Linked DNA regions of Homo sapiens: region 2 is linked to region 1. A link is an interaction called in ENCODE POLR2A ChIA-PET data of the cell type or tissue named here. Cell type or tissue: GM12878. All regions are shown on one strand. Links, peaks and the distances in the headings refer to the core of each region. The heading gives the core; the rest is flanking DNA.

Evidence for each region. ChIA-PET counts read pairs that join two places held together with the same protein. Peaks named below come from ENCODE experiments on the same cell type or tissue, not always from the same donor. Only the 100,000 strongest peaks of a DNase experiment are listed, where the experiment ranks them.
Region 2: POLR2A ChIA-PET joins it to region 1 with 10 read pairs; 9 of 35 experiments call an interaction of 5 or more read pairs at or near these places.

The regions. Positions count from the first base shown.
Region 1 is chr12:53,264,037-53,273,917 of GRCh38, reverse strand. ESPL1 (extra spindle pole bodies like 1, separase) reads right to left here and starts at 5,619. Exons shown (of 31, transcript NM_012291.5): 1 at 5,541-5,619; 2 at 5,071-5,163; 3 at 3,833-4,894; 4 at 3,436-3,540; 5 at 3,120-3,240; 6 at 1,061-1,197. The coding sequence starts at 5,151. RefSeq lists enhancers at 5,173-5,252, 5,313-5,682. In GM12878, for the core only: a CTCF peak has its summit at 5,774; a DNase peak (open chromatin) is centred at 5,617; H3K4me3 peaks cover 3,196 bases; H3K27ac peaks cover 2,001 bases.
Region 2 is chr12:53,381,873-53,391,753 of GRCh38, reverse strand. It overlaps SP1 (Sp1 transcription factor), which reads right to left. Exons shown (of 6, transcript NM_138473.3): 3 at 8,132-9,644. Among named protein-coding and RNA genes, the nearest start is that of SP1, 6.6 kb to the right of the region's middle. RefSeq lists an enhancer at 9,384-9,633. In GM12878, for the core only: no CTCF peak of the experiment used is centred there; no DNase peak of the experiment used is centred there; H3K4me3 peaks cover 4,924 bases.

The sequences.
Region 1 (9,881 bases), core at 1,114-9,113:
TGCCACTGCACTCCAGCCTGGGTGACAAAGCAAGAGCAAGACTCAGTCTCCAAAAAAAAAAAAAAAAAAAAAAAAAAAAAACCAAAAAACCAAGAACCCAGGTTCTCACTCTCCTTGCTCAAAGGACCACCTGGGGGATCTTTGAAAATATTCAGATGTGAGATGGAGTCTTGCTCTGTAGCCCAGGCTGGAGTACAGTAGCACAATCTCGGCTCACTGCAAACTCCACCTCCTGGGTTCAGGCAATTCTCCTGCCTCAGCCTCCAAAGTAGCTGGGATTACAGGCACATGCCACCACGCCTGGCTAATGTTTGTATTTTCAGTAGAGACGGGGTTTCACCATGTTGGACAGGCTGGTCTCAAACTCCAGACCTCAGGTGATCCACCTGCCTCAGCCTCCCAAAGTGCTGGAATTATAGGCGTGAGCCATCACGCCCGGCAAACACTAGAGATTCTGATGCAATTAACTCGGGGCAGACATTAGAATTTTCTTAAAGGTCACTCAGGTGATTCTAATGTGCAGCTTGGCTGGAAACCAGTAGCTTAGGACCAGGCTAAATATAAAAAGTGAGTCAGGCCGGCTGCGGTGGCTCACACCTGTAATCCCAGCACTTTGGGAGGCTGAGGCAGGCGGATCACCTGAGGTCTGGAGTTTGAGACCAGCCTGGCCAACCAAAATGGTGAAACCCCGTCTCTACAAAAAATACAAAAATTAGCTGGGCGTGGTGGTGGGCACCTGTAATCCCAGCTACTTGGGAGGCTGAGGCAGGAGAATTGCTTGAACCTTTGCTGAGGCAAAGGTTGCAGTGAGCCAAGATTGTGCCACTGCACTCCAGCCTGGGCGACAGAGCGAGACTCGTCTCAAAAAAAAAAAAAAAAAAAAATGAGTCAACAGTAAGTAACAGTACAGTGAGGTTTGGGAAACACTGCTCCAGATACTGGTGTCAACATGCTGCTATTAACCTCCCACTCCAAGGCAGGGTGCTGGTGAGGCCCTTCCCCGCTCCCCCCGCTCCCCAACCACATAAGCTCCTTTCCTGCATCTCTCATTCCCTTGTACCTTCTCAGGAGGCACCTCGGGATAAGTGCCTGGCTTCACCAAACCCAGGTGCTGACAGAGCGGCTCAGAGATGGCACAGGCCTCGGCATAGAGCTTGTGACTATAGAAGCTGTAGGCCAAATTACTGGTGTAAGAAGCTGCAGGGGAGAAAAGGCACAATTGACCATAGGAAAGGCTCCCACCACCCTCTCCTCCTGGAGAGGCAGCAGAGATCAGCTGGATCTGTGGTCAGTTCAGCAGCTTCCAGATCAGACAGGAACCCCTACTGCTAGGAATGGGGAAGGGGCGGCTCTCCCCTTCCTGCCCCAAATAGGCCCATGCCCTTCACACCACTCAGCCCATCTGCACTCATTTTACAAACGAGACCCCCTCCTGCCTCAGCACTGGCTGTTTCTTCTGCCAGGGATGTTCTTTTCCAGGAACCCACATGGCTGACTCCCTCACATCCTCCAAGCCTTTGCTCATGTCACCCTCTCAATGAGGTCTACCCTGACCACCTGATTTAAGGTGGTAACTTGCCCCCCGTCATGCACCTTAGACTCCCAATTCCCTTTCTTATCCTGCTCTACTTTTCCTTTCCCCCACATTTCTTATCACGTTCTAATATGTTGATAATTCACTTATTTACTGAATCTGTTTATCTTTTCCCCCCAAACTAGAACGTGGCTCCATGAGGGAAGGAAACTTTGTTTTGCTTACCGACACATCCAAGTACTCCAAATAGTGCGTTGCACACAGTGAGTACTCAACAAATTTTTTTTTTTTTTTTTTGAGACAGAGTCTTGCTCTGTCGCTCAGACTGGAGAGCAGTGGCACGATCTTGGCTCACTGCAAGCTCCACCTCCCGGGTTCACACCATTCTCCTGCCTCAGCCTCCTGAGTAGCTGGGAGTACAGGCGCCTGCCACCACGCCCGGCTAATTTTTTGTATTTTTAGTAGAGACGGGGTTTCACTGTTAGCCAGGATGGTCTCGATCTCCTGACCTCGTTATCCGCCCGCCTCGGCCTCCCAAAGTGCTGGGATTACAGGCGTGAGCCACTGCGCCCGGCAACAAATATTTGCTGAATAAATGATAATAACTTATTTATGCAGCTTCTTGGCCATCAACATAGATGACTGGGAGAAAATAAAGTCAGTCTTCAGTACTCTGTGGGAAGAATTCTCCTTTTTTTTTGAGATGGAGTTTCGCTCTTGTTGCCCAGGCTGGAGTGCCCTCTTGCCCAGGCTGGAGTGCAGTGGTGCAATCTTGGCTCACTGCAACCTCCACCTTGCAGGTTCAAGCGACTCTCCTGCCTCAGCCTACCAAGTAGCTGGGATTACAGGCATGCACCACCTTGCCTGGCTAGTTTTCTATTTTTAGTAGAGACAGGGTTTCAGGGAAGCCAAGGTGGGCAGATCACTCGAGTCCAGGAGTTCAAGACCAGCCTGGACAATATGGCCAGACATCATCTCTACAAAAAATACAAAAATTAGCCAGGCATAGTGGTGCGCGCCTGCAGTCCCAGCTACTTGGGAGGCTGAGGCAGGAGAGTCGCTTGAACCTGCAAGGTGAGCTCGTTGCGGGGCTGAGGTGGGAGGATCGCTTGAGCCTGGGAGGTTGAGACTGTGTTGAGCCGTGATTGTGCCAGTGCACTCCAGCCTAGGTGACAGAGCAAGACCTTGTCTCAAAAAAAAAAAAAAAAAAACACTTAAATATACAGAAAGGTCATTTGTAATGATTTCTGGATTCTGATAAGTGAAGAAAAGGAAAAAAAAACATTAAAAAATATAGAAATAAAAAAATATGTTGAAAGGTCATAAGGTTGCATATTAGGTGCAACTGTTAATGCCAAGTTAGATTCCAGTCGAGGAAATAGTGTCTGCTGTTGTAAGTTAGCTTCATCACTTCTCTACTGGTGTTAAACACAGAGTAGCTGGTACTTATAAACATTTCTCTCACTGCCTCCTTGAACCATAAGGAACCCTCACAGTGGTCAGAACCACGCAGCAAGTACTATTCACCTGCCTAATGGGTGATGACCCTCCCACAAACTCTGTGCCTGGGACCCAGGGCACTAACCGGTCATCCCCATGTGGTCCGTCAGCTCTTGGCCCGACAGGCCCTCTAAGGCCTCCAGCATCCAGACAACGGTAGATTTACAACTGTCCACTAGTTGGGTCAGGTCAGCCAAATCAACTATCTGAAGGGACAAGAAGGGTTTGAGAGTGAGGAGTCATGCTGGGTCCAAGATGACCTCCACCGCACTCCACACCCAAAGCCAAGCAACCCCAAAGCTGTTTGAGGGCAGTGGAGCAACCCCAAAGCTGTTTGAGGGCAGTGGAGCAACCCCAAACCCTATGAGCCTAGTCCAGGTACCTTGATTCCCAGACAGTACCTGACAGCCTTGGGCAAAGTCATAAACCACCACAGTGTAGAGGTGAAGTCCCTGAAAGTACATCTGAAGAAAAGACTGCTGTTGCTTGGAGGAGCCCCCATACACCTGAGGAAGGAAGCGGAAGGTTGGTATGAGGAGTAGAGATAAAGAGGGCTCCAAGCTGAAGACTGACCCGGAGTCCTGGAGAGCTGACAGAGCCCAGGGAGCACGAGGAAGGACATCCAGAAGGGCCACTGCCCTCTCAGGATAGACTAGGCTGTTTGCTGGCTCGCTAGGCACTGTCCAGAGAGCAGCTTAACAAGGAGGGAGCCAGGACCTCCAGATCTTGCCAAATACCCTAGGCTGGTAGTGAGTCCACAGACCACGTCCCCACCCTACCTCCAGGTCCTTAACTCACACCATCATCCCGCAGCTGCTGCAGAAGAGAGCAGTACCCTCCAAGAAAAGCAAAGAGGCTCAGAATGGCATCAAGTCTATAGCGCCTCTTGGTGCCTCGTTCCAGGCCTGAAAGGAAGAACTGGCAGCTCTCATACAATGCCCGAAGTGGGGGTGATGGTGCCTCCATACTCTTGCTCAGGACAGCTGATGCCTTGATCAGAAGCTTGGCCACTGCCTGAGGTCCTTCCTCCCCAACCTGCAGCAGCTTAACCCCCAGCTGACATAGCTGAAGGCTAGGGGCTAGATTGGTGTTCCTTAGGTAACTGTGAGCCTTCTCCACTGCGCTGATGGCTTTGTCATGGTGGCGGCTCCAGCAAAAGCGACGGCAGTGTTCCAAGGTGAGCTCCAAGAGGCAGAGGGCCCTCTGGGGAGAAAGAAGCCCAGAAGAGCTCCCTCTCTCACCCACCAAGGCTCTGATCACGTGCCTGGAGAGCAGGTCATCTAGGAAATCAGCATCTGCTTCATTTAGACCATGGCCACTGGCATCAAATAGCTGATGGGCAGCTACCGCTCGACAGGCTGTTGGAGAAGCAAAGTGAGGAACCTCACAAGGGGTACTTTCATCCTCCAAGAGTACTAGGAAGCTCAAGGCCTTCAGCCGAGCTGCAAATGCAGCTCGCCGTTCCAACAGGGCTTCTGCCCCCTTCCAAAGCAGAGAAAAGCTGCCCCGAGCCACGGCCTCATAGTCCTGGGGAGCAGCCTCGCGAGAGCACTGCACCAAGCAGGCATGGAGGGGCTGAGCAAGGCGGAGTGTGGCCTCTGGGCTTCCTTGTGCAGCAGCATTCCGCAGTAAGACAAAGAGAATTCGTTCCAGGTAGAGGGGAGGACGCTGTGGGGTAGACACTAAGTAGCCATCACAGGCCAGCTCTGCCAGCTCCAGCAGGCTCCCCAGATGCCTAGGGCAAGCTAGCTTAGCAGTCAGCTGCTGGTTGCAAGCCCTCAGGATGGCATCACAAGCTTGTCTCCTCTCAGCATCAGATCGGCTGCTGGGAAAACCAGCTGGAGGGTTGGACAGGAACTCCTAGGAGTAGAGAAAGATATGAATGGGGCTAGCAAAGGCAGGAAAGAGGTAGAGAAAGTAACTAGAAATAGGGTTACTCAGAGAGGGTCGCCTACTTATCCATCTCTTCAAAAGGCAAACACAAAACAGCTCAGTTTGGAAAGCCAGGTGTATCCCGAGCCAGGCAGCACCCCCACCTTCAAGGCGGGCAGCAACTCTTCAGCCTCCTTCTGGCTGCTTAGCAGAGTCCCAAAGTTGACTCTTTTGAAGCTCCTCATGACACCGGAGAGCTAGGGAAAAGGAGACCAATTAGAGAAGATTGTTAATGAAGCTAACTGGAGGAAGGGAAGAGGGCTGAAGGTCGTGGAAGGAGGCAAAGAATCACATCAGAAATTTCATCGGGGAGAAAACCCACGCCAGGACGCCGTGCTCCCGTTATAAAAGGACGATTCCGCTCTTCCTTCCTCCGGGCAGATCCCCGACCGCACTACCACACCACTCGCCGCGCTACCCCAGAGGCCTCGGCCCAGCCCTTCAGCGGCCCGGGGCAGTCCCAAGGCCTCCCGACACTCCCTCCAGGAGCCACCCACGCCTCTCCTCGCGTCAGCGCTGGGGATCCCCTTCACTTCAGCACGTACCCACGCTCACGAGTCCCTTCCGGCCTTACCGCCCCAGAGCTCGCCCTCTTTCCTAGGTACAGGACTTAACCGCCTGACCAGTACTCCGCGAGGATCCAAAATGTAACCTTCGTTTTCCGCGCCAGACCCTCCTTTCAAATATCCGCGGCTGCCAATCAGCGGGCGCGGCGCAACGCCGGGCGCGCGGCACGCTGGGAGTTGTAGTTTACCCGCCGCGCTGCGCGCTCCCGCGGCGCCCCGGAGGGTCTTGCTGCTCTGCGCGTTAGGGCCTCTTGGGGGTGCGGGTTTCCCCCTTTTTTCCAGTCAGAGCTCAGTTTCTCAGCTACCTGTCGCTTAGTCGCTATCGGTAATGCCACCCCTTTTCCTCCTTTATCTTCAGAGCTCAGGCAAGAGTTTAAGTTTCAAGAGAAGAGAAATAACAAAAAGAACTTAGGAACTCACGCGGTTTGGGTTACTAGAAAAAAAGGGCTTAGACTTCTACGAATTTTTTTTTTGATAGGGTCTTGCTCTGACACACAGGCTGGAGTGCAGTGGCGTGATCACAGCTCACTGCAGCTTCAAACTCCCGGGCTTAAGTGATCCTCCCACCTCAGCCTCCCAAAGTGCTGACTACGGGCGTGCACCGCCACGCCCAACTTCCTACGAAATTATTTTAAAGATGGTTTTCTAGGGGAACTACAATGAGTACCCGTAGCGACCTCCAGCTCTCTCTCTGCCTTCCAGCCTTACTCCTTCTATTGGTTGTATGAGAAAGACAAGATCTGGTGCTCTTCGATGGGGGAGAGAGGGTAGTGGGGTGGGGTGGGAGTTGTGAGTAGCAGGAAGAACTATGGAAATTCATTCCCTGGGATATTTCACAGTCTTTAATGGCTTATGTTTTTAAGTACTAACCACTTCCCCAAACACAGATTCAGCTGTCTCTTTCCTTCCTCCACCAAAGAATTCAGCTCAAAAGTGGTTATCAGCTTGTCGCTGATGAACTCTACTGGATAACTCATCCTTCTCCATCATCATAGAGCTCTTTTATGAGTTGAGAATCTAGCAGGGAAGATTATTTTTGTAAAAAGAAAGAAAAGAAGGCCGGGCGCGGTGGCTCACGCCTATAATCCCAGCACTTTAGGAGGCCGAGGTGGGTGGATCACTTGAGAACCAGCCTGACCAACATGGTGAAACCCCATCTCTACTAAAAATACAAAAATTAGCTGCTGTGGCATCGGGGGCCTGTAGTCCCAGCTACTTGGGAGGATCGCTTGAACCCGGGAAGCGGAGGTTGCAGTGAGCTGAGATCCCGCCACTGTACTGCAGTCTGGGTGACAGAGCAAGACTCTGTCTCAAAAAAGAAAACCAAAAAAAAGGCCGGGCGCGGTGGCTCACGCCTGTAATCCCAGCACTTTGAGAGACCGAGGCGGGCGGATCACGAGGTCAGGAGATCGAGACAATCCTGGCCAACATGGTGAAACCCCGTCTCTACTAAAAATACAAAAAATTAGCCGGGCGTGGTTGCAGGCTCCTGTAGTCCCAGCTACTCGGGAGGCTGCGCTAGGAGAACGGCGTGAACCCGGGAAGCGGAGCTTGCAGTGAGCCAAGATCGCGCCACTGCACTCCAGCCTGGGCTACAGAGCGAGACGACTCTGTCTCAAAAAAAAAAAAACCAAAAAACAAACAAACAAACAAAAAAAACCCAAAAGAAAATTATTCATCACAGTACTCAATTCCTCTTGCTTACACCTTAGCTATCAGTGTTCATTTACCTATTGTTTAGCAAGCATTCTAGGACTTTTTCCCAACGTATTTTATTATACCTACTTTTTTCTTCTTTTTTTAAGATAGAAACGAGGTCTCACTATGATGCCCAGGTTGGTCTTGAACTCCTGAGCTCAAGTGATCCTCCGGCCTTAGCCTCTCAATGTGCTACAATTACAGGCGTGAGCCACTATGCCCAGCCTTTTTTTTTTTTTTTTTTTGAGACGGAGTTTCGCTCTTGTCACCCAGGCTAGAGTGCAATGGCGTGATCTCAGCTCACTGCAACCTCTGCCTCCGGGTTCAAGTGATTCTCCTGCCTCAGCCTCCCAAGTAGCTGGGATTACAGGCACCCATCACCATGCCCAGCTAATGTTTTGTATTTTTAGTAGGGACGGAGTTTCACCATGTTGGCCAGGCTGGTCTCAAACTCCTGACCTCAAGTGATCCACCTGCCTCAGCCTCCCAAAATGCCGGGATTACAAGCATGAGCCACCGTGCCTGGCCATGCCCAGCCTATCATACCTACTTAATTCTAAACTCCTCAAGGGCAGAGAGCTTATTATTTTTTATTTCTTGTTTGTTTGTTTTTTGTTTTGCTTTTGTTTTCTTTTTTCTTTTTTATTTTCTACTTCTTACAAGAAGTACTTTAAGTATCAACAGATCAATAAATGCTGACTAATACGAACTTGAGTCACATTATTTCCTCATGTGAATCACAAACTTATAGAGGCAGCACAGGATGATGGAAAGAGCTTTGAAAATGAGACAGGACAGAGGAGCCAGGTTCTAGTGCCAGTTCTAATTTGTTCCTTCTCAGTGAAATGGGGACAGTAACATCAAGCCTCACTACCTCCAGGAGTTCTTTTAGCCTCAAATAGAAGAAGGCCTCAGATAGCCTTGAAGACCCTAACGATGATGGCAGTCATTAAAAAACGTGTGGCGCGGTGACTCAGGTCTGTAATCCCAGCACTTTGGGAGACTGAGGCGGGTGGATCACGAGGTCAGAAGATTGAGACCATCCTGGCTAACACAGTGAAACCCCGTCTCTACTAAAAATACAAAAAAATTAGCCGGGCGCAGTGGTGGGCGCCTGTAGTCCCAGCTACTCGGGAGGCTGAGGCAGGAGAATGGCGTGAACCTGGGAGGCAGAGTTTGCAGTGAACTGAGATCGCGCCACTGCACTCCAGCCTGGGCGATAGAGCGACACTCTGTCTTAAAAAAAAAAAAACAAAAAAAAAACATGTTTTGGCCAGGAATAGTGGCTTACACCTATAATCCCAACGCTTTGGGAGGCCGAGGTGAGAGGATCCCTTGAGCCCAGGAGTTTGAGACCAGCCTGGGCAACATAGTGGGACCCTGTCTCTACCAAAAATAAATAAATAAATAAATAATAGCTGGATGTGATGGTGCATGCCTAACATCCCAGCTACTCAGGAGGCTGAGGCTGGGAGGAGGCTGAGGCAGGAGGATTGCTTGAGCCCAGGACTTCAAGGATGTAGTGAGCTATGATTTCACTTGAGAATAGCCACTGCACTCCAGGCTGGCCAACATAGCAGGAACCCAGCTCAAAAAAAATAAAGCATGAGGCCAAGCGCGGTGGCTCACGCCTGTAATCCCAGCACTTTGGGAGGCCGAGGCGGGCGGATCACCTGAGGTCAGGAGTTCGAGACCTGCCTGACTAACATGGTGAAACCCCATCTCTAATAAAAATACAAAAAAATTAGCCGGGTATAGTGGTGGGCACCTATAATCCCAGCTACTTCGGAGGCTGAGGCAGGAGAATCGCTTGAACCCGGGAGGCAGAGGTTGCAGTGAGCCGAGATCATGCCATTGTACTCCAGCCTGGAGTGAGACCCTGTCTCAAAAAAAAAAAAATTAGCCAGGCATGGTGGTGGGCACCTGTAATCCCAGCTACTTGGGAGGTTGAGGCAGGAGAATCGCTTGAACCCAGAGGTGGAGGTTGCAGTGAGTTGCGATTGTGCCATTGCACTCTAGCCTGTGTGACAAGAGCGAGACTCCATCTCAAAAAAAAAAAAAAAATTGGCCAGGCGCGGTGGCTCACGCCTGTAATCCCAGCACTTTGGGAGGCCAAGGTGGGTGGATCACGAGGTCAGGAGATTGAGACCATCTAGGCTAACACGGTGAAATCCCATCTCTACTAAAAATACAAAAAATTAGCCGGGCGTGGTGGCGGGCGCCTGTGGTCCCAGCTACTTGGGAGGCTGAGGCAGGAGAATGGCGTGAACCTGGGAGGCGGAGCTTGCAGTGAGCCAAGGGCCATCGTGCCACTGCACTCCAGCCTGGGCGACAGAGCGAGACTCCATCTCAAAAATAAATGAATAAGTAAATAAATAAATAAATAATAGCAAATATACACCATGGACTACTATGCAGCCATACGAAACGATGAGTTCACGTCCTTTGCAGGGACATGGATGAAGCTGGAAACGATCATTCTTAGTAAACTAACACAAGAACAGAAAACCAAACACCGCATGTTCTCACTCATAGTGGGAGTTGAACAATGAACACATGGACACAGGGAGAAGAGCATCACACACGGGGTCCTGTTGAGGGATGGGTGGCTAGGGGAGGGATAGCATTAGGAGAAATACTTAATGTAAATG
Region 2 (9,881 bases), core at 357-8,356, 120 kb before region 1:
GGTCGGGGGTAATGTTGGAAAAACTGTTGGGTTGCTATGCTCATGACCGGACCCGGGTAACAAGATCATTTGTATCCCAAATCTCAAGATCATATAACAAACAAAATAAAAGTTGAAATTACTTAAAAAAAGGCTGGGCGCAGTGGCTCACACCTGTAATCCCAGCACTTTGGGAGGCCGAGGCGGGTGGAAACCAAGGTCAAGAGATGGATACCATCCTTGCCAACATGGGGAAACCCCGTCTCTACTAAAAATACAAAAATTAGCTAGGCCTGGTGGCACACGCCTGTAGTCCCAGCTACTCGGGAGGCTGAAGGAGGAGAATCGCTTGAACCCAGGAGGTGGAGACTGCACTCCAGCCTGGCAACAGAGCGAGACTCCGTCTCAAAAAAAAAAAAAAAAAAAAAGACATTACTTAAAAAAAAAAAGTTCTCAGTCTTCTAAGGGAAATAATTCTTAAAGTCTAACACAGTATTAACAATATAGTCATATCACAGTGTGGGCAAATATATTTTAAAGTAATCCTTTAGCATACCAGGCCCTGCATACTGCTAAATGTTAAAGAAAAGGATAATAATACTATTGTAACACTTTCTGTAAGAAATATGAAAAATAATGTGCTTGCTTTTCTATTAAATAGTAAAATGAAAAAACTCAACTAATTATTATCTACTAAAGTTGACAGACACCCAAAAAGTAACTTAAAAAGCATGATATAATAACTTTCCTACAGATGTTCATCTTACATTTTAAAACATTTTCAAAGAGGGTAAAAAAAAGCAAGTCATGAGCAGAATTATTAGTTGCACGTTTACATGCTACTTTACAAAATGAAACAAAGGGAAAGGGAGATAGAACAGATACTAAACGTTTCTGAAACAGAAGGCACTCTTGTTATTTAATTAAGAACTAAAATGGCCCCATTACACAAGGCAACGTGATTTAACAATGACGTCATTTATAAAGAGAAAGCCACTGGAATGAATAAATAGGAGCAATGGAAAAGGTCTGAAGACTGTCTTCTCATATCCCACTGATTTTCAAATCAAAGCACTTAGATTTTTTTTTTTTGAGACGGAATCTAGCTCTGTTGCCCAGGCTGGAGTGCAGTGGTGCGATCCCGGCTCACTGCAACCTCTGCCTCCAGGGTTCAAGCAATTCTCCTGCCTCATCCTCCTGACTAGCTGGGACTACAGGTGCGCGCCGCCATGCCCGGCTGATTTTTTGTATTTTAGTAGAGACGGGGTTTCACCATGTTGTCCAGGCTGGTCACGAACTCCTGAGCTCAGGCAGTCCACCCGCCTTGGCCTCCCAAAGTGCTGGGATTACAGGCATGAGCCACTGCACCCAGCCCCCTCAAAGCACTTAGATTTTAAATGAGATCTTTCCTACTTAAACTGAAATAACCATTTAAAAAGCACCAAACACCCTAAGAAACAAGTATATCTTTCTGTGCTGATATCTCTAGAAAATAAATTTTTTAAATTAAAAAGAGAAACAAGTATAATACTAGGGAAAGACAAAAGACGCAGAAACATTCAACATTATATTTGATAAAATATAATCTTAAAATAGAAAATTCTTTCATATGACCTTTTGCACAAAAATGATAACTGGTAAGACATTTAAATCATCTAAACCTACTTTTCATTAATGTCCAAATGTACTGCTCTAAAACACAACTTTTTAACAAATTAGCTCTCAGCAATCTGACTCCAAGTTTAGTGACACCCTTGGCAAACCAACCCTGGTATCACATTCAACTTAACTTCTAAGAGAAGACATTTTCCTGACCCCAATAAAACCCAGCAGATGTGAAATTGTTATTTTTAGTACCTGAAATTTGGTTTGTGAATGAATTATACCCATCAAGGAAATATGTTCTATTCTCCTGCCAAAGCCCAGCCCTGCACTCTTTATTAGACAGAACTCACAAGAAGTCATCCAAACTTAAATCTTTAAAAGCCAACTCCCCGTCAACCTGCGGCAAGAGTTTCAGGATTCAGCAGCGGCTAAGAAAAACATCTGAGGCTTTAAATGAAAAGTAAAATAAAATAAAATAAAGATCTGGGAAAATATGACTACAAAATGAAAGGAAAAGCTGTTGATAAAAGAGGGAGGGGTGTCAATTTAAAAAAAAAGAAACATCACGCCTGTAATCCCAGCATTTTGGGAGGCCAGGAGATCGAGACCATCCTGGCCAACATGGTGAAACCCAGTCTCTACTAAAAATGCAAAAATTAGCGGCTGGGCACAGTGGCTCATGCCTATAATCCCAGCACTTTGGGAGGCCGAGGCAGGCAGATCACCTGAGGTCAGGAGTTCAAGACCAGCCTGGCCAACATGGTGAAACTCAATCTCGATTAAAAATACAAAAATTAGCCAGGCGTGGTGGTGGGCATTACTCGGGAGGCTGAGGCAGGAGAATTGCTTGAACCCAGGAGGCAAAGGTTGCAGTGAGCCGAGACCACACCATTGGACTCCACCCTGGGCAACAAGAATGAAACTCCGTCTCCCAAAAAAAAAAAAAAAAAAAAGATCATTTTAAAAAATAATGAATGTAAACAGACTAAGTGAACACCATGGAAGCTGCAATCTTCCACAATCATGTAATATATCTCATTTTGTACAGTGATATATACATGTATCATACAACATTTCACATCCAATGTTCTTTCTACATCGTACCAAGAAGTTGAACATACTGCAAAAAGGTTAAATTTTACAGTAAAATAACTATCAGAGAAGGGGGTAAAATTAGATACTTTTTTTTTTTGACAGGGACTCACCCTACTGCCCAGGCTGGAGTGCTGTGGCGTGATCATGGCTCACTGCGTCCTCAACCTCCCGGGCTCAGGCAATCCTCCCACCTCAGCCTCCCAAGTAGCTGGGACTATAGGCGTGTGCTACCATGCTCAGGTAATTTTCATATTTTTTGTAGAGATGGGGGATCCCTATGTTGCCCAGGCTGGTCTTGAACTCCTGAGCTCAAGAGATCTGCCTGCCTTGGCCTCCCAAAGTGCTGGGATTACAGGCATGAGCCACTACGCCTGGCCAAAACAAGATACTTTTGCCAGCAGGAAGGCAAAAGCTGAAAAAGGAGTAAGCCTCTAGGAAGTGATTTTATTATCTTTCTTTAAGGATGAAGTCATATCAATTAAAGGGGAAATACTACACAATTATTACTAGCCAGAAAGGAGAAAACTTGGATCTTCAAAAACCCCTATTAATGAAGCAAACAATCTCAACTCTTACAAAACAGCCTGTCAATGCCTCATTATCTCCTTAGTGAATGTCAAGCTCCTCTTACCTTACAGAAACACACACGCATTTTCTTCAGCTCAAACACCATCAGTAACAACTAGGTAGCCCTAGTCTATGACATATTAAATGGCAGACTTCCCCAGAGCATGATTTAGCAATGAGAATGCCTCATAACTGTTCTCTAAACCCTAAGTTATAAGCCTTTTAGAAATTGCAAGGATCCAAATTATTAACAGGAATAATCCCACAGTTTGCTCTGAAGAAGAGCAAAACCGGGCACTTCAATCTAAGAGCAAATAGAAAATAAACATGATGGTGTAGGTTGCCCAGAAGTGTCTAATTTTCTACGTTGTAGAGGTCAGTTTTTATAAAACTTTTCCCATTTCTATTCCCATAAATGTTTAGTTTATAAAACATTTTTATAAATGTTTTATAAACATCTGTCAGTTTTAGAGCATTAAATCTTAAATCAAAAACACCTTTTCGAATACATTTTTTTTTTTTGAGACGGAGTCTCGCTCTGTCACCCAGGCTGGAGTGCAGTGGCACAATCTCAGCTCACTGCACGCTCTGCCTCCCAGGTTCACATCATTCTCCTGCCTCAGCCTCCCTAGTAGCTGAGATTACAGGCACCCACCACCACGCCCAGCTAATTTTTTTGTATTTTTAGTAGAGATGCGGTTTCACCATGTTAGCCAGGATGGTCTTGATCTCCTGACCTCATGATCCGCCTGTCTCAGTCTCCCAAAGTGCTGGGATTACAGGCGTGAGCCACCAGGCTGGCTCGAATACATTTTTAACAATCTAAAGAATTGTTCAAGTCCCTAGTTAAAACAGGTTGCACCCTAGACTAGTAAAACTAGCCTCAGCTCTGGCTGTTGTCTCATTAAGTGATTCTCTGTACCTCAATTTCCTCATCTAGAAAATAAGGCAGTTGTACTAAATAACTTCAGTCCCTTCCAGCTCTAACTTTCAATTCTAAGATTTCAATTAACTAAGAAAATTACTGTCTTGTTAAAGCTCAACATGTAGTATTTCTAAACACACCACAGGAATGTAAGAAATCAGGGAACTTAAGCAGACTTTCCCCCTAGATTTACCAAAACTGCAGGAGGCAGGAAATATGGTTGCCTATTTGCTACCCTCACTTATGTAAGAATCAGTTAAATGGAATGAGAACTTGGTAACAAAAGTAAACAATTTATAAACCCACATATATATGCCAAAAGAACTAGAAGTGGCCAGGCGCAGTGGCTCACGCCTGTAATCCCAGCACTTTGGGAGGCCAAGGCGGGCGGATCACGAGGTCAGGAGTTCGAGACCAGCCTGACCAGCACAGTGAAATCCAATCGCTACTAAAAAAATACAAAAAATTAATGGGCATGGTGGGACGTGCCTGTAATCCCAGCTACTCGGGAGGCTGAGGCAGAAGAATTGCTTGAACCCGGAAGGCAGAGGTTGCAGTGAGCCAAGATCGCACCACTGCACTCCAGCCTGGGAGACAAGCTAGAGTCAGTCCCAAAAAAGAAAACGAAAAAAAAAAAAAAAACAAACCTAGAAGTTGGGTGATATTATTTGGTGATATTAAACTATTTTCCGTATTTGTATAATTGTGCCAGCATATAAAGATGTATGTGTATCCTTTTATTGTGCTTTATTAAAGATTAGCTCCATACAATGGAATTTAAAATGATAAAGTCAGGCCGGGCATAGTGGCTCACACCTGTAATCCCAGCAGTTTGGGAGGCCAAGGCAGGCAGATCACTTGAGGTCAGGAGTTCGAGACCAGCCTGGTCAACACAGTGAAACCCCGTCTCCATTAAACAAACAATTAGGCGGGCATGGTGGCACACGCCTGTAATCCCAGCTACCTGGGAGGCTGAGGCAGGAGAATCACTGGAACTCAGGAAGGGGAGGTTGCAGTGAGCGGAGATTGCACCACTCCACTCACTACAGCCTGGGCAACAGAGCAAGACTCAGTCTCAAAAATGAAAAAAAAAAAAAAAAAAAGATACAGTCTACATAGACTTACATCTGTTTACTGTTTTAAATTTCAAATTAATAGTGAAACATTTAGTTCAAAATGAAAGACCCTGAACATTATGGTCAACAGATTCAATATTCTTCCCAGACTGTTTTTCCCTTCAATGCTCTCCTCATTCCTAACTCTTCTCAATCCTACATCCCCCACTCCATTCCAGACCCCAACTTACCCCACTCCCTTTCCTTCTCCCTTCCTAACCACACACAGTACTTTCAAAGCAGTCTAGGAAGTTAGACTGCTACCTAGAAGTATCAGAATCACCTAGGATGCTCATATGTTAGTGTGAAGGGAAGCTATGGGATTTTGTTTTTCAGATAACTAGGAGTTAAAAAAAAATTCAATCCTGATTAACCAGCACACTCAGAGTGTGGGATATTCTGGTTAATACTAACCAGGGAACTTACTTCGTTGAAAAGCAACCCGTTAGATCATTTTCCCTTCAATTAGGAGTTACAGTTCACAAGAAATATCTGATGATTTAATCTGTGTTCTACAAACAGGTAAAATTCATAATCAATTTTTTTTTTTTTTTTGAGACGGAGTCTCACTCTGTCACCCAGGCTGGAGTGCAGTGGCACGATCTTGGCTCGCTCCAAGCTCTGCCTCCCAGGTTCAAGCGATTCTCCTGCCTCAGCCTCCCAAGTAGCTGGGACTACAGGCTTGTACCACCACGCCCGGCTAATTTTTGTATTTTTAGTAGAGACGGGGTTTCACCATATTGGTCAGGCTGGTCTTGAACTCCTGACCTCATGATCTGTTCACCTCGGCCTCCCAAAGTGCTGGGATTATAGGCGTGAGCCACCGCGCCCAGCCCATAATCAAATTTATTTTTATTTATTTTTTTTTTTTTTGAGACGGAGTCTCGCTCTGTCACCCAGGCTGGAGTGCAGTGGCGCGATCTCGGCTCATTGCAACCTCCGCCTCCCTGGTTCAAGTGATTCTCCTGCCTCAGGCTCCTGAGTCGCTGGGACTACAGGTGCGCGCCACCATGCCCAGCTAATTTTTTGTATTTTTAGTAGAGACAGGGTTTCACAGTGTTAGCCAGGATGGTCTCGATCTCTTGACCTTGTGATCCACCCGCCTCGGCCTCCCAAAGTGCTGGAATTACAGGCGTGAGCCACCGCGCCCGGCCGCCTTTTATTTTTATTTTTTGAGACAGGGTCTTGCTCTGTCAACCAGGCTGGAGTGCAGTGATGTGATCTCGGCTCACTGCAGCCTCTGCCTCCCAGGTTCAAGCAATTCTTGGCCTCAGCCTCCTGAGTAGCTGGGACTACAGGCGCGCATCACCATGCCTGGCTAATTTTTTTATTTTTAGTAGAGAAGGGGTTTCGCCATGCTGGCCACGCTGGTCTTGAACTCCTGACCTCAGGTGACCCACCCACCTCAGCCTCCCAAAGTGCTGGGATTACAGGCGTGAGCCACCGTGCCCAGCCACCCGACTAATTTTTGTATTTTTTTTTTTTTTCAGAGTCTCACTCTGTTGCCCAGGCTGGAGTGCAGTGGTGCAATCTTGGCTCACTGCAACCTCTGCCTCCCAGATTCAAGCAATTCTCATGCCTTAGCCTCCCGAGTAGCTGGGCCCATAGGCATGTACCACCACACCCGGCCAATTTTTGTATTTTTGTCGAAGACAGGGTTTCGCCATGTTGCCCCAGCCGGTCTTGAACTCCTGAACTCAACCCATCCACCTGCCTCGTCTTCTCAGTGCCTGCATTACAGGCGTGAGCCACCACACCCGGCCCATAATCAATTTTTATCCTATGGAGGAGTTGGCCTACAGGCCAAAGAAGGCCTTAGAGCTAAGAATGGTTTTACATTTTTAAAGGGGTGTGGAAAAAAAACATACAAAACAGAAAATGTGGCTGGGTGCAGTGGCTCACACCTATAATCCCAGCACTTTGGGAGGCCGAGGCAGGTGGATTCACATGAGGTCAGGAGTTCGAGACCAGCCTGGCCAACATAGCAAAACCTTGTCTCTACTAAAAATACAAAGATTAGCTGGGCGTGGTGGTGCTCGCCTGCAATCCCAGCTACTCAAGAAGCCCAGGCAAGAGAATCGCTTGAACCCGGGAGGCAGAGGTTGCAGTGAGCCGAGATCACGCCACTGCACTCCAGCCTGGGTAACAGAGTAAGACTCCATCTCAAAAAAAAAAGAAAAAAGAAAAAAAAGAAAAGAAAGCCGGGCGCGGTGGCTCACGCCTGTAATCCCAGCACTTTGGGAGGCCGAGGCGGGCGGATCACGAGGTCAGGAGATCGAGACCATCCTAGCTCACATGGTGAAACCCCGTCTCTACTAAAAATACAAAAAATTACCCGGGCGTGGTGGCAGGCACCTGTAGTCCCAGCCACTCGGGAGGCTGAGGCAGGAGAATGGCGTGAACCTGGGAGGCGGAGCTTGCAGTGAGCCGAGATCGCGCCACTGCACTCCAGCCTGGATGACAGAGCAAGACTCTGTCTCAAAAAAAAAAAAAAGAAAAGAAAATGTGACCACATGAGGCCCACAATGTCTAAAATATTTACGTTACTATCTGGCCCTTTACAGAAAGCTTGTCAACCATTATTCTGCAGCACCAAAAACACTGAGTATTACAGACTCCAGAATATTGCCCAGAAGTGCTCCTTCCTCAAACTAACTGGAGAAGTTTCCTTTACTTCAGTTCCAAATTACTTAAACAGAATCTCTATTTCTCAAATTTATTTGCCTAAATGACTAACCCTCAAGAAAGTGTTATCTCAAAAGGCTCTATTCCTTTCTTTAGACTCAAGTTTCAGCTACGATGCTAGAGTTGGTTCCCAATAAATGCACAAGATTGGAAATCTTACCTGGGGCATTTGCTATAGCCAACGGCAGGCCTTGAATTGGGTGCACCTGGATTCCTGAAGTACCCAATGCACTGAGGTTAATGGTCTGGAGGCCTGGCATGGAGGAGAGTTGAGCAGCATTCACAGTGACTGTGCCAGCAGGAATGGAAGCAGCTGAGGCAATGGGTGTGAGAGTGGTGTTGCTGCTGCTGGTCTGCCCCAAGGAAACACCCTGCATTGGGGCTAAGGTGATTGTTTGGGCTTGTGGGTTCTGAACTTGGAGGTTCTGCAGCTGTAGAGTCTGCCAACTGACCTGTCCATTGGGCCCCACTGTTGGTGTCCGGATGATGATGGGACCAGAGTTTGGAACAGCCTGAAGCTGGAGGTTCTGGAGGGTTTCCTGGGAGATGGCTTGAGTTGTAAAGGTCTGCCCTGACAATGGTGCTGCTTGGAGGGCCTGGAGGGCCTGTCCCCCTTGAACTAGCTGAGGCTGGATAAGAATTTGTTGCTGCTGTGTCTGCTGGTTTTGCTCTCCTTCTTTTTGCTGGCCTGCTTGCAATGAGCCTCCAGATGTCTGGTTTTGCTGGATGTTCAGAGCATCAGACCCCTGTAGCCCACTGACCCTCTGGGGTGTCTGGCCTTGAGAGTTGGTCCCTGATGATCCACTGGTAGTAAAGTTCATAATTCCCATGTTGCTGGTGGTAGTAGTAGTTGAGTAGCTATTGGCATTGGTGAAAAAGGAGCTGGAACTGGCTTGTGATGATACCAAGCTGGCAGAACTGATGGTAGTCCCTGAGGTGACAGGCTGTGAGCCACTCTCCTGGGACCCAGAGCTGCTGATCGTGACTGCCTGAGAGCTGGGAGTCAAGGTAGCTGCAGAAACGCTGTTGACAGGTAGCAAGGTGATGTTCCCATTCAGGGCCACTGGTACATTGGTCACATACTGAGTCTGTCCTGAGAGTACATTATTAGCCAGGCCTTGGAGGGGGACAGCCTGCTGGAGTAGGTTTGGCATAGCAGCAATGATGTTGCCTCCACTTCCTCGATTTGTGATAATCTGTTGGTTTGCACCTGGTATGATCTGTATTTGACCAGAACCATCCTGCTGCACTTGGGCCCCAGTGGCAGCAAACTGCAGCTGTTGCCCATCAACGGTCTGGAACTGTGGGATTACTTGATACTGAATATTAGGCATCACTCCAGGTAGTCCTGTCAGAACTTGCTGGTTCTGTAAGTTGGGAGCGGCAGCCACAACATACTGCCCACCAGAGACTGTGCGATTCTTGGAAGACTCACTGCCATTGCTGCCATTGGTACTGCTGCCACTCTGTTCCTTTGAGGTAGGGGTAGCCCCAGAGGAGGAAGAGATGATCTGCCAGCCATTGGCACCCTGTGAAAGTTGTGTGGCTGTGAGGTCAAGCTCACCTGTTCCCCCTGACTGACTCGGGCCCTGGGAGTTGTTGCTGTTCTCATTGGGTGACTCAATTCTGCTGCAAGTTGCTGCCAGCAGAGCCAAAGGGGATGGCTGGGACTCCTGGCCGAAAATAAGGGAGAGGAAAGGAGTTAGTGACACCCAGCTGCCAGCCTAGGGGGCAGTATACAACAAATAAACAGCAACGTAGTGCAGACAAGGAGCAAAAAACAGAAACAAAAAGCTGACCTATCTGTATTGCTGAAACTCCTTTGTCTTTGGGGATCTCCATTCTCTTACTTCCTTATCTATAAAATGGTTTAGTCTCTCCCTAAAACGCTTTCTGTGAAGAGTAAGGCA